Linked DNA regions of Homo sapiens: region 1 is linked to region 2. A link is a loop called in an ENCODE intact Hi-C map of the cell type or tissue named here. Cell type or tissue: B cell. All regions are shown on one strand. Each heading gives the region's core, and the rest is flanking DNA. Links, peaks and the distances in the headings are about the cores only. Region 1 overlaps WDR93 (WD repeat domain 93). Region 2 overlaps ZNF710 (zinc finger protein 710).

Evidence for each region. A loop is a pair of places that touch in the nucleus more often than their neighbours do. Peaks named below come from ENCODE experiments on the same cell type or tissue, not always from the same donor. Only the 100,000 strongest peaks of a DNase experiment are listed, where the experiment ranks them.
Region 1: it touches region 2 in a loop (13-fold over the local background); 49 of 110 quality-filtered maps call a loop at or near these places.

The regions. Positions count from the first base shown.
Region 1 is chr15:89,739,127-89,742,039 of GRCh38, forward strand. All of the region lies in intron 16 of WDR93 (WD repeat domain 93), which reads left to right. It also overlaps a transcript of MESP1 not described here. Among named protein-coding and RNA genes, the nearest start is that of MESP1, 11 kb to the right of the region's middle. In B cell, for the core only: CTCF peaks have their summits at 1,103 (motif pointing right) and 1,309; a DNase peak (open chromatin) is centred at 1,115.
Region 2 is chr15:90,069,977-90,072,889 of GRCh38, forward strand. All of the region lies in intron 2 of ZNF710 (zinc finger protein 710), which reads left to right. Among named protein-coding and RNA genes, the nearest start is that of ZNF710-AS1, 11 kb to the right of the region's middle. In B cell, for the core only: a CTCF peak has its summit at 1,459 (motif pointing left); a DNase peak (open chromatin) is centred at 1,455.

The sequences.
Region 1 (2,913 bases), core at 92-2,591, 330 kb before region 2:
AAAAAAGTATGTTTGGATTATTAGACACAATCCTTAAGATGGGGTTGGCAAACTATGACCTGTGGGCCATATCCAGTCCACTGCCTGGTTTTGTAAATAAGGTTTTATTTGAACACAGCCGTGCCCATTTGTTTATGTATTATCTATGGCTACTGTATGCTATGGCAGGATTGAAGGCTGCGAAGGAGACAGCATGACCTATAAAGTCTAAATTATTTACATTCTGGGCCTTTACAGAAAATGTTTGCCAACCCATGATCTAAGACCCCTTTCTTTTACCCATCATTCAGATAAACCGTTATGTGTGTGTTTCTCCTCTTCCCCTTCCTCTTTCCACTCTCCCTAATCCTGCAAGCACTGTTTTCTTGCCCTCCTTTCTGCTATCAAAGCATAAGGAACAGTACTCAGGCCATTCTGGAGAAATAGGTGTCTCTTCTAATCCATCTCACAATAAATTTCTGGGGATTTGCAAATCCTTGTTGATGATTCCTTTTGGGATCTGACCACACATTTCGGGTGGACTGGGGTCATCAGTGGAGTCCTGGATCCTCGTCCCGGGCCTGCCACTACAGAACTAGGTGGCTCTGGCAGGTTCCTTTCCTTCCAGTGCCTAGATGTTCCTATGTATGTAACGTGACCTCTGAGATTCTGTGATCTCTCCAATCACCATAATGTCTCTTCACGACTGTCTCCCCCTTTCTCTGTGTAGACTCTTTACTCAGGGAAGAGTCACTTCACGACTATTTCCCCCTTTCTCTGTGTAGACTGTTTACTCAGGGAAGATTGAAGTAGACTGGTTAAGATATGCAGGTCTGGAGCCAAACAGACCTGAGTTTGATTCTGACACTACCACTTACAATGAGACCTTGGGCGAGTTACTCAGCCTCCTCATTCAGTCAAAAAACACATATTGTGCACCTGTGAGATGCCAGGCTGTGTTCTGACCATTTTAATGATGCCTGATTTTTTTTGGCTTAAGGTATTAAGTGGGATGATACATGGAAAGTACCAGGCACAGAGTGGTTGCTCAGTAAATGGTAGTTATGACCATGATGATGGCTCCCTGCTAATCCAAGTTCATGCCTGGGAAAATTCTAAACATTACCACTAGGTGGCACCATAGCTCCTCTCCGCTTCCTAGCTCATACCTGCACTTAACAGGGGCGTTCAAGTCCTTCCTGCATTGTAGTGGGTCGCTGGGAGGCTCTCGGTACCTCCCGGAGGGAAATGTGCCTATTCGTCAGGAGACGAATATGGTCTCATGAGTCTCTGGGGAGAGAGAGGCAATGAAGAAGGCGATGGTTGACATTGGCCCTCTCTAAAGGTCTACCAAGAATGTTCAACTATTCTTCACAGGGAGGGTTTTTGTTTTTTGTTTTTGTTTTTGTTTTTGAAACAGAGTTTCACTCTTATCACCCAGGCTGAAGTGCACTGGCGCGATCTCGGCTCACTGCAACCTCTGCCTCCCGGGTTCAAGCGATTCTCCTGCCTCAGCCTCCCCAGTAGCTGGGATTACAGGCATGCGCCACCACGCCCGGCTAATTTTTGTATTTTTAGTAGAGATGGGGTTTCTCCATGTTGGCCAGGCTGGTCTCGAACTACTGACCTCAGATTATCTGCCTGCCTCGGCCTGCCAAAGTGGTGGGATTACAGACATGAGCCACCACGCCTGGCCTGATTTTATTTAAAAGCTGCAAATGTATAGATTACTTTTTTAAAAAGTGTTAAATTGGCCGGGCGCGGTGGCTCACACCTGTAATCCCAGCACTTTGGGAGGCCAAGGCGGGTGGATCACCTAAGGCCAGGCGTTCGAGACCAGGCTGGCCAAAATGGTGAAACCCCGTCTCTACTAAAAGTACAAAAATTAACCGGGCACGGTGGCAGGTGCCTATAATCCCAGCTACTCAGGAGGCTGAGGTAGGAGAATTGCTTGAACTCAGGAGGTGGAGGTTACAGTAAGCTGAGATCATGCCATTGCACTCCAGCCTGGGCGACAGAGCAAGAATCTGTCTCAAAAAAAATAAATAAATAAGTGTTAAATATTCTTTATTTGCTATTACACATAAATCACACCAGAATCTCTTTCAATAAGTAAAAGGGATTTTATTTTATTTTTATTTTGTCTATTTTTTGAGACAGGGTCATCCAGGCTGGAGTGCAGTGGTGCAATCACAGCTCACTGCAGCCTTGACTTCCCGGGCTCAGGCAATCCTGCCTCAGCCTTCCGAGCAACTGGGGCCACAGGCATGCGCCACCACACCCAGCTAATTTTTTTATTATCTGTGGAAGCAGGGTCTCCCTATGTTGCCCAGGCTGGTCTTGAACTCTTAGGCTCAAGTGACCCTCCCACCTGGGCCTTACAAATTTCTGGGACTATCAGTGTGAGCCACCATTCTCAGCCTAAAAGAAACCATTACAGATACAGGGAATTCTACTTAGATTGGCAGAGTTAAGGTCAAAAATATAAAGTACACATTGCTACTTTACCTTCAGCCCTTTCCTTTAAGAGGCAAATCAACACAAAATATGGTGCATCTTGCTTGGTTCTGAGACAGTGAAGGAATTTCTCCAGTGTTTAAATATATTCATATAACCGGTTATATAAATCTAAATATAAAACCTATCTCCAATACTTTTTTTTTTTGAGATGGAGTCTCGCTCTGTCGCCAGGCTGGAGTGCAGTGGCACAATCTCAGCTCACTGCAACCTCTGCCTCCCAGGTTCAAGTGATTCTCCTGCCTCAGCCTCCCAAGTAGCTGGGACTACAGGCACATGCCACCATGCCCAGCTAATTTTTGTATTTTTTAGTAGAGACGGGGTTTCACCATGTTGGCCAGGATGGTATCGATCTCTTGACCTTGTGATCCACCCGCCTTGGCCTCCCAAAGTGCTGGGATTACAGGCATGAGCCAT
Region 2 (2,913 bases), core at 171-2,670:
AACTTTACCCTTCAAAGCTGAATGTACATAGAGCTTCCTCTCCCCATAACGGTGGCCTATGAGTGATACTCCAGGTCAAACTTGTGACCCTGTCTCTCACGGTAGACACTATAGGGAGTTGGGGAGCTGTTAATACCCTGCCAGGCCTAGAAACCAGCAATTTGTAGGTTTCATTGCAGAGGCTCCTGCAGTCAACTGCTAGTAGCTGCCTAAAATGTAATGTCAAGAAAGAGTCTAGCCAGGCATGGTGCTGCACACCTGTAGTCCCAGTTACTCAGGAGGCTGAGGTGGGAAGTTTGCTTGAACCCAGGAGTTTGAGGCTATGATTGCTCCTATTAATAGCCACTGCACTCTAGCCTGGGCAACATAGCAAGACATTTTTTTTTTTTTAAGAAAAAAAAAAAGGAAGAATTCTGGGCTGGATGCAATGGCTAACAGTAATCCCAACACTTTGGGAGGCTGAGGCAGGAGAATCACTTGAGCCCAGGAGTTTGAGACCAGCCTGGCTAACATAGTGAAACCCTGGCTCTACTAAAAATATTTTTTAAAAATAGCTGAGTGTGGTGGTGTGCACCTGTAGTCCCAGCTTGAACCCAGGAGGCAGAGATTCCAGTGAGCCGAGATCACACCACTGTGCTCCAGCCCAGGTGACAGAGCAAGACTCTATCTCAAAAAAAAGAAAAAAATCAAAAAATTAGCCAGGCATGGTGGCACACACCTGTGGTCCAGCTACACATGAGACTGAAGCAGGAGGATTGCTTGAGCCCAGGAGGTCAAGGCTGCAGTGAGCTGTGATTGCGCCACTGCACTCCAGTCTGGGCAACAGAGCAAGACTCTGTCTCCAAAAAGAGAAAAGGATTCTGAAACTGAATCTAGGCTTGGCAATAAAACCCTATGATGGATTGTTAATGTCTGCAAGGAGTGATTGTGCAGGGTGACAGCATATATGCTATATATTTGCCATCTTTCTCCTCTACTGGGGGACTTAAAAATCCCAAGTCCAGGGCCTGGCACAGTGGCTCACGCCTGTAATCCCAGCACTTTAGGAGGCCGAGGCGGGCAGATCACAAGGTCAGGAGTTCGAGGCCAACCTGGCCAACATGGTGAAGCCCCGTCTCTACTAAAAATACAAAAATTAGTTGGGCGTGGTGGTGGGCGCCTGTAGTCCCAGCTACTCGGGAGGCTGAGGCAGGAGAATTGCTTGAACCCGGGAGGCAGAGGTTGCAGTGAGCCAAGACCGTGCCGCTGTACTCTAGCCTGGGCAACAAAAGCAAGACTCTGTCTTAAAAAAAAAAAAAAAATCCCAAGTCCACAGAGTGTTAATACTGTGAAGAAAAGCTGAAAGCAAAAACCAAAGGCTAATAAAACTGGAAATGTCCCTATTATCAGCCTAAATTTGTACAATGTGCACATCATGTGTTTATAAAAGAAACTCCTGAATGGCAGGGCCCCCTGGTGGTCATACACATCTGCGATGTGTCAGGAGGGGGTATACAGCACAAGACACAGTCCCTGCTGCTAAGAGACATAGACACGGGAACCATTAAGTTATAATACAAAGTTTTTATACCAAACAAGCAGTTAAGACAGCAGCTGTGACCACAGACACATGTCCCACTGGGTTCCTACTAAATTACTAACTCATCAAAAAGAAAACAGCTCCCAACTTAAAAAAAATTTCTTTTATTTATTTATTTTTACTCTTTTTTTTTTTTTTTTTGAGACGGAGGCTTACTCTGTCACCCAAGCTGGAGTGCAGTGGTGTGATCTCAGCTCACTGCAACCTCCGCCTCCTGGGTTTAAGCAATTCTACTGCCTCAGCCTCCTGAGTAGCTGGGATTACAGGCGCATACCACGCTCAGCTAATTATTGTATTTTTAGTAGAGATAGGGTTTCACCATGTTGGCCAGCCTGGTCTCGAACTCCTGACCTTGTGATCTGCCCACCTTAGCCTCCCAAAGTGCTGGGATTACAGGCATGAGCCACCGTGCCCGGCCTTTTTCAAATTTTAGAGATAGGGTCTTGCTATGTTGTCCACACTAGTCTTGAGTTCCTGGCCTCAGGTGATCCTCTTGCCTCAGCCTCCCAAAATGCTGGGATTACAGGTGTGAGCCACCGTGCCCAGCCCAGCTCCCAGCTTTTATCCTAATTTTCCTCCATGGATAATAAATTGGACCCCTTTGCACACAACACCCTGTCCTGCTCTGGGAGTGACCTCCAAACCGTAGAAAAGAAAGTTCACAGTCCAAACCAGTGGGTTTTCTCCTGGAATCCATGTCTCCTGGGGGTGAATAGCCCAAAGTCCATCAATGATAAGAATCATCTGGGGGCCCTGTTGAGAATAAAAATTCCTGGGCCCATCCCAGGCCCCATGAATTAGACCCTCCAGGGAGCGGCCTGCAAGGCTGTATGTTGGATGAGAACTACAGGTGGCTGTTATCACCAGGGAAATTAGGAAAACACTTTCAAGAGATGAGTGGATAGGCTCTGGGAGTTTGAGACCCTTCGAAATTCTACATAGACCTAAGTGCCATTTTTGGGGGGGTGTCCATAGCTTCAATCATATTATCAAAAGGGTCTGAACCAAAAAGGCCACCAAGAGACAGCATGGAGGATAAAAACACATACACGTGTCCTTGATCTGATGAAATAGTCCACAGACAGCGGGCAGACCCTGTGTCTTCTTGGCGACAGACCCCTGCCGCCTAGTGTGGTACTGGCTTGGAGCAGGTGCCCGGTAAATGGTTGTTGAATGAATGAATGAATGAGCACACATTTGCCTTAGTGCACTAGTACAGACCTTATGTACACATCCACCCTGGGGGCAGGAGACAGCAGGTATCTGGATCGTTACAGTAAAGCACAGCCTATTTCTATTACTGAAAGGCTTCCTGGAGTAAGTGGCTCTGCCCC